2 separate regions of the Homo sapiens genome follow, and region 2 is linked to region 1. A link is a loop called in an ENCODE intact Hi-C map of the cell type or tissue named here. Cell type or tissue: breast epithelium. All regions are shown on one strand. Each heading gives the region's core, and the rest is flanking DNA. Links, peaks and the distances in the headings are about the cores only. Region 1 overlaps RIMS1 (regulating synaptic membrane exocytosis 1). Region 2 has its middle 63 kb from the start of RIMS1.

The links. Peaks named below come from ENCODE experiments on the same cell type or tissue, not always from the same donor. Only the 100,000 strongest peaks of a DNase experiment are listed, where the experiment ranks them.
Region 2: a loop joins it to region 1, with 24 times the contacts of the local background. A loop is called at or near these places in 1 of 110 quality-filtered maps.

What each region holds. Positions count from the first base shown.
Region 1 is chr6:71,887,183-71,890,009 of GRCh38, reverse strand. RIMS1 (regulating synaptic membrane exocytosis 1) reads right to left here. Exons shown (of 34, transcript NM_014989.7): 1 at 2,823-2,827. Among named protein-coding and RNA genes, the nearest start is that of RIMS1, 2.0 kb to the right of the region's middle. In breast epithelium, for the core only: no CTCF peak of the experiment used is centred there; no DNase peak of the experiment used is centred there; H3K27me3 peaks cover 1,177 bases.
Region 2 is chr6:71,821,801-71,824,627 of GRCh38, reverse strand. No RefSeq gene overlaps it. Among named protein-coding and RNA genes, the nearest start is that of RIMS1, 63 kb to the left of the region's middle. In breast epithelium, for the core only: no CTCF peak of the experiment used is centred there; no DNase peak of the experiment used is centred there.

The sequences.
Region 1 (2,827 bases), core at 36-2,535:
AAAAGAGACAGCATGCACAGTAGGTAGCTTAAGGAGATAGTTCTGCACCAATAACACAAGTGAATTTTAAGTCTAATTGCCGTATTGCCAGAACTTAAGCTTTGTAGAGCGTTTTGTGAAAGTAATTTCTCAGATGTGTGATTATGATCACCCATAATTACCACAAAAACTTTTCTCTGATGTAACAATATTTTAAAGCCCTGTTAAAAGAATCCTGTTTTCCAATCTATTTTAACACAAAGTTTTAAAAAGGCCACCATCTATGACTATGTGTCATTATGTCCTCATATATATGTGTCATCTAAATAGTTCCCATTATCCCCAGTTTTTAAGACATAAAGTGTCCCCTATAAAAAAAAATTACAGCACTTTTCCACTAATTGCAGACAATATGACATGCTTACATGGCAGCAAACTGGGATTCCAAAACACTCACCAATCTGTCACTGAACAAAAGGCCAAGACATTAGCAGAGGAGGCTGATGGATAAAGTTAATACAGAGGTCCAGGATTATAGAGAGCTGTTGTATAACAGCATCATATACAGTGATATTTTGTGAATCCATGCAACAAAGGAACAATATATGCAAGCCAGTAGAAAGCAGTCACAGGAAAAGCAGCGGAAAAGATGTGTTAGACATGAGCAGTTGGACAGTGCTCCTAATTTTTATTTGCCCATATAAGCCCATACAATCTTATAATTGCTGTCCTTTGGCAGTTAGCAGGTTTGGAATTCTGTCCTAAAACTCACCCACTCCCACTTAAAATCCCTCACTCTCCACCATGCTTGAGACAGCCAATGAAGAGGCATGATGGCCACTACTTGCACCGTGCCTTCCCCTTCCTATCCGGACTCTGGCAAGCAGCAGCCTATATTTTCCACTAGCTACTGGAGGCCTCCATCCACCTGCTGTCTGCAGCAAACAGCAAAAGGAACAGCAGCAAACCTGTAAATCCTGACAAGCCGAAAAGGTGTTCAGGACAGGTGGCAGGGGCTGTAACCAGTGAGTACAGACGGACTGACAACCAGACAGACAGACAGCAGCACTATCAGACACCATCCATTACTTCCAGTCTCAGAAGAGGGGAAGCCTGCAGCACCAGGGACGTCATTCTTCCACTAGGGACAGGCAGCAGATTAACGAGGGTTCTGCCTCCCTCAAGCCGGCAGGCTTAAAGTATTTGATTTTTGGATGAGAAGGAGCAGGGAATTCAGAAACCTGCTGCTCTTTATAGAACCAGGCCAGCTCTGGCCTTCGGAGTTAATGGCCCTTTTCTGAATCTACAATGAAAGAACAGGAATGACTGGATTTCTACTATTTTGCTGTGACCTAACAGCCACATCTCTCCCTCAGTATCCCCCTCCCCTATCTGAGTGTCAGTTGCCCTGGTTGGGGAACCATCGGTCTGTGAATGCAGCCTCCCTCCATTCCTCTCCTATGAGGCACTGCTGCACTGAGGGGAAGCAGAAGAAATCTTCTTCGGCAGCATCTTCTCTCGAGGAGGCACTTCTAGGGGGTGGGGGAGAGGCCATGCAGAATGTGCTCTGTGTCTGGGTTTCACCCCTGCTCCCTCCCCACCCCTCTTTTGCTATCAGGTAACTCCAGATGCAACAGGTTCCTTTTGGCTCTTCATGCCAATCCCCTGGCCCCAGATACACCTTCCAGCCTAAGCAGGGGACACCAAGGAGTCAGTCACAGTCAGGGCCCCTACATTCCCCTGCTTCAGAGTGAAAACTTTCCTGAATACATGAAGACTTCCCAAGAAAAGGCAGGGTTGAAGCCTCCTTCAGCTCTACTCTATGGGTGATGCTAAGCAAGGAAAGCCCCGTCTCTCTGCCAGTCCCTTGTAAGCAGTTTTGTCTGAGGCAAGCAGCAGCACAGTGTCACACACTCCTGCACCACCAGCAAGTAGTCCCATCTTCTCCCCATCACCAGGAAAATGGGGCATCAGACAGAAATCCCTTGAAGGGTTGATGCGCTCTAAAGAAGTGAGGAGGAGTGCAAATTCCCAATCCCTTATTGGACTGTTTCCTCCAGGAACTGAACAGGCCCCAGAGGTCTCTTGGAAACCACTAAAGAGGAACCTCTATGTTATTCAGGCCAGAGTCCCTGTCAGCTTCTCCCATGATTAAAAACTTTGTATTGCCAGTGGCATTACATATGGAGAAGAGAATCTGTCTTCACACAGGTATGCTGTGTAGAAGACTCTGAATAAAAGGTTAAAGAGAAGCTGGGGAGGCAGGTTACCAAAGATGGCAATTGCCCAAAAAAAGACCCAACCTTGATCTGTGAGATGAATGATTACTAAAATGAACACTAAAAATAAGCATTTTTATTATATAAATATAGGCAGCCTTCACTGGGGTAACCCCGACCAGCTAAACAACTCCAAGAAGAGAAGAGGAGCTGTCCTCAGCACCTCTTCATCCTGCCTCCCCTTGTTTCTACTCATCCCCTGCCCCCTAACCTGCTCCCAGCCCAGGGACCTTCCACTTGGGTGGGATCAGCACCTCTCAGCTTCTGCACTTCCCACCACGAGCGTGGCCCCCGTCCACCCATCCCTCCTCTGCACCCCAGTCTCAAGTCATCCTCCCCCGGCCTTTGGGTTCCTGGATCTGTGGCATATCCCCTCCCTCCTCCGGTCCCCTGACCTCTTCCCTGCTCAAGCCCCGCGCCCCTGGCCCAAGGCGGGCGCCTCCGTCCGCACCCAGCACCCTGGCAGCCCCTTCCCCACACTCAGCCGCGAGGACTAGGGGAGTGAGTGGTGAATGGACGGATGGAGGCACGGAGGCATGGATGGCGCGGCTGGGGCTGGCTTACTTGAG
Region 2 (2,827 bases), core at 73-2,572, 65 kb after region 1:
CTGAGTCTTGCTCTGTCCCCCAGGCTGGAGGTGCAATGGTGCAATCTTGGCTCACTGCAAGCTTCGCCTCCCAGGTTCACACCATTCTCCTGCCTCAGCCTCCCGAGTAGCTGGGACTACAGGTGCCCGCCACCATGCCCAGCTATTTTTTTTGTATTTTTAGTAGAGACGGGGTTTCACCATGTTAACCAGGATGGTCTCAATCTCCTGACCTTGTGATCCACCTGCCTTGGCCTCCCGAAGTGCTGGGATTACAGGTGTGAGCCACCACACCAGGCCCAATCAATATTATTTCTATATGTAAATATGTGTGTGTGTGTATATATATATATATATATATATATATATATATATATATATATATGGTGTTTGCTTCTCTCTCTCTCTCTCTATATATATATATATACACACACACACATATAGAAACCTATATATATATATGGTGTTTGCTTCTGTCTTTCCCTACTACCCTATTTTTGTTTTTTTAATCTTAAGGTTTTAAGATCAAATTTAAAATTTTATCTTGAATAATTCCTTTCTTCTATTTTTTAAAGTTATTTACTACTTTTCCAGTTTCTTAATTTTAACATTTCATATATTGATTTTAAAACTTGCTGTTGTACATTTTAAGAATACAATTTATTCTGAGTTTAGTTTATGTAGATGCCATATATTTTTATGTTGTCCCCTCCTTTCTTGAATTTTTTAATGAACTTGTAATTTTAGTTTTGATTATTAGTTTCTTAAAATCTTTGTTTTTTGCAGGAGAGGTTTTATTGTTTGTTTGTCTCATTGATTACTATCTATAGAGTTTATTATATTTCTTTAAATTTTTTTTATAATTATTAGATCAAATTGTATGAAATTACCAATATTTTACTGCTTTGATCCATAAAAATGGCTGTTCTCTGTGATTCAGTCTAACATATGATTAGTTTGGTGTTTTATGGACATAATAGAAAAATGTCTTGAGTATAGATACAAACACATATATACCTATATGTATATTTATATGAATAAAAACTGAGCTCATTTAGTCAATCTTCAAATACCATTTTGATTTCTTTTATCTACTGATGTTTAAGTTCTGAGAAAATGTATTAAAATCTAACACCATAATTTTGTGCACAAATTTTTAGCTCTTCATGATTTTCTAGAAGAATTTATTTTGTTTATTAAACCACCATGATGTTTGGTACATAAATATTAACATGTATTTTATAATTTTGAGAGGCTATCAATAATTAGGTGGATTAAATGAACCATCTTGCGAATGTCAGTCATTCTCTTTACTCAGCCACCTGCTACTTGCCAAATGGACCCATGTACAAAGTGACCATGAAGGTGGTGATAGAGGCTTATGCAGGGACTTAAGAGCAGGGCATCTACCCCATCAAGTGTGAGACAACTACCACCACTGCTAAATGCCCAACCTACCAACATTAGGAGCCAATGTTTAATTGTCAATAATCATCATGCCCTGGGGGGACCAGCTGTTCCTTGGTCCCCCTACTTTAACCCATAAATTACATCAGATCTGCTTCATCATAGTAGAGGTGAAGATATATCCTCAGAGCAAAAGCCACATGTTCCAGATATAGATTTGTCTTCCATGGCTGTCGCACGCTTTTGCTAGCACCATCATCTATGAACTTTCAAATTGCCATAGTGACTGTTTTCAGTCCACATAACATTGTTTCCACTTAAGTGACTCATTTCACCACAAAAGAAACATAACAACTGTGACAATGTTTCTGAATTGCAGTAATCTTACAACTTACTCCATTTCTCAGAAATTGCTGGCTCAGCAGAATGATAAAATGGCTCATGGAAGATTCAGTTATACTGCCATCTGCAAAATTACACCTTGCAGAATTGGTGTGTTCTGCCATAGAACAGGGTATAGTCAAAATAAACACATCTGGGAATCATGAGTAGATATATCATCACTGCTAATTATAATATACCTGCTAAGGTTGCCTCCTATTTTTGTATTACTGGTCTCTGTTGGTTTAGAGGACTTTGTTTCTAAAGAAACACTTCCATCAACAGATACAATAAAAATATCCCTGCTAATTGGAAACAAAAAGAAATATAGGACAGCATAATAATATTACTCATTGATGTAACATTTTGTGCAATGGAACAATTTCACATAACACATTAGCCTGCTAAATCTATTTACTGCCTTACAAGTTAATAATTTGGTTACTGGATTGCAAAGTGTGACCTACAGGCCAAATCTAGACATACAGCACAACAGACAGGGGTACCACTGTGAACTGCAGAGAACAAGAGGCAGAGTTTCCCCTCTGCCCTGTTTTCTCCTGGTGCCCAAAGCTTTCCTCCCCAGTCAGCAGCCTGCCTTGCTACTGCTGGCAACTTCCCAGGTGGACACCAGTCAGTGACTTAGTTCAGGGCCTTGCAACTCAGCTAGCAAACTTGCCTCCAGTCACAGAGAGAGAGAGAAAAAAAAAATTTATATAAATTGATATCTTAAATGTGTAATTTGAAAATTTATGTAAGTAAATAAGTTAGTCAACAAATACAGTTAAAAAGTTAAATGTTAATAGCTTTGCGATTTTTAATTTAGCTTTTAGTTTAAAATTTGTACTTAGTCTTATACTGAATTAAAATAATTATACTTATTCTTTTTGCAAATAAAACACAGATATACATATCTATTATATACATAGAGTATATAAACAGATATAGACTACACCTGTGATATTAAAATTTGATGGGTGAGTGATCAGGAAAAATATTTTTAAAGGCTCCTTAAAGGGGCAGTAATAATAATAATTAATAATAATAAATGGATTGAGAA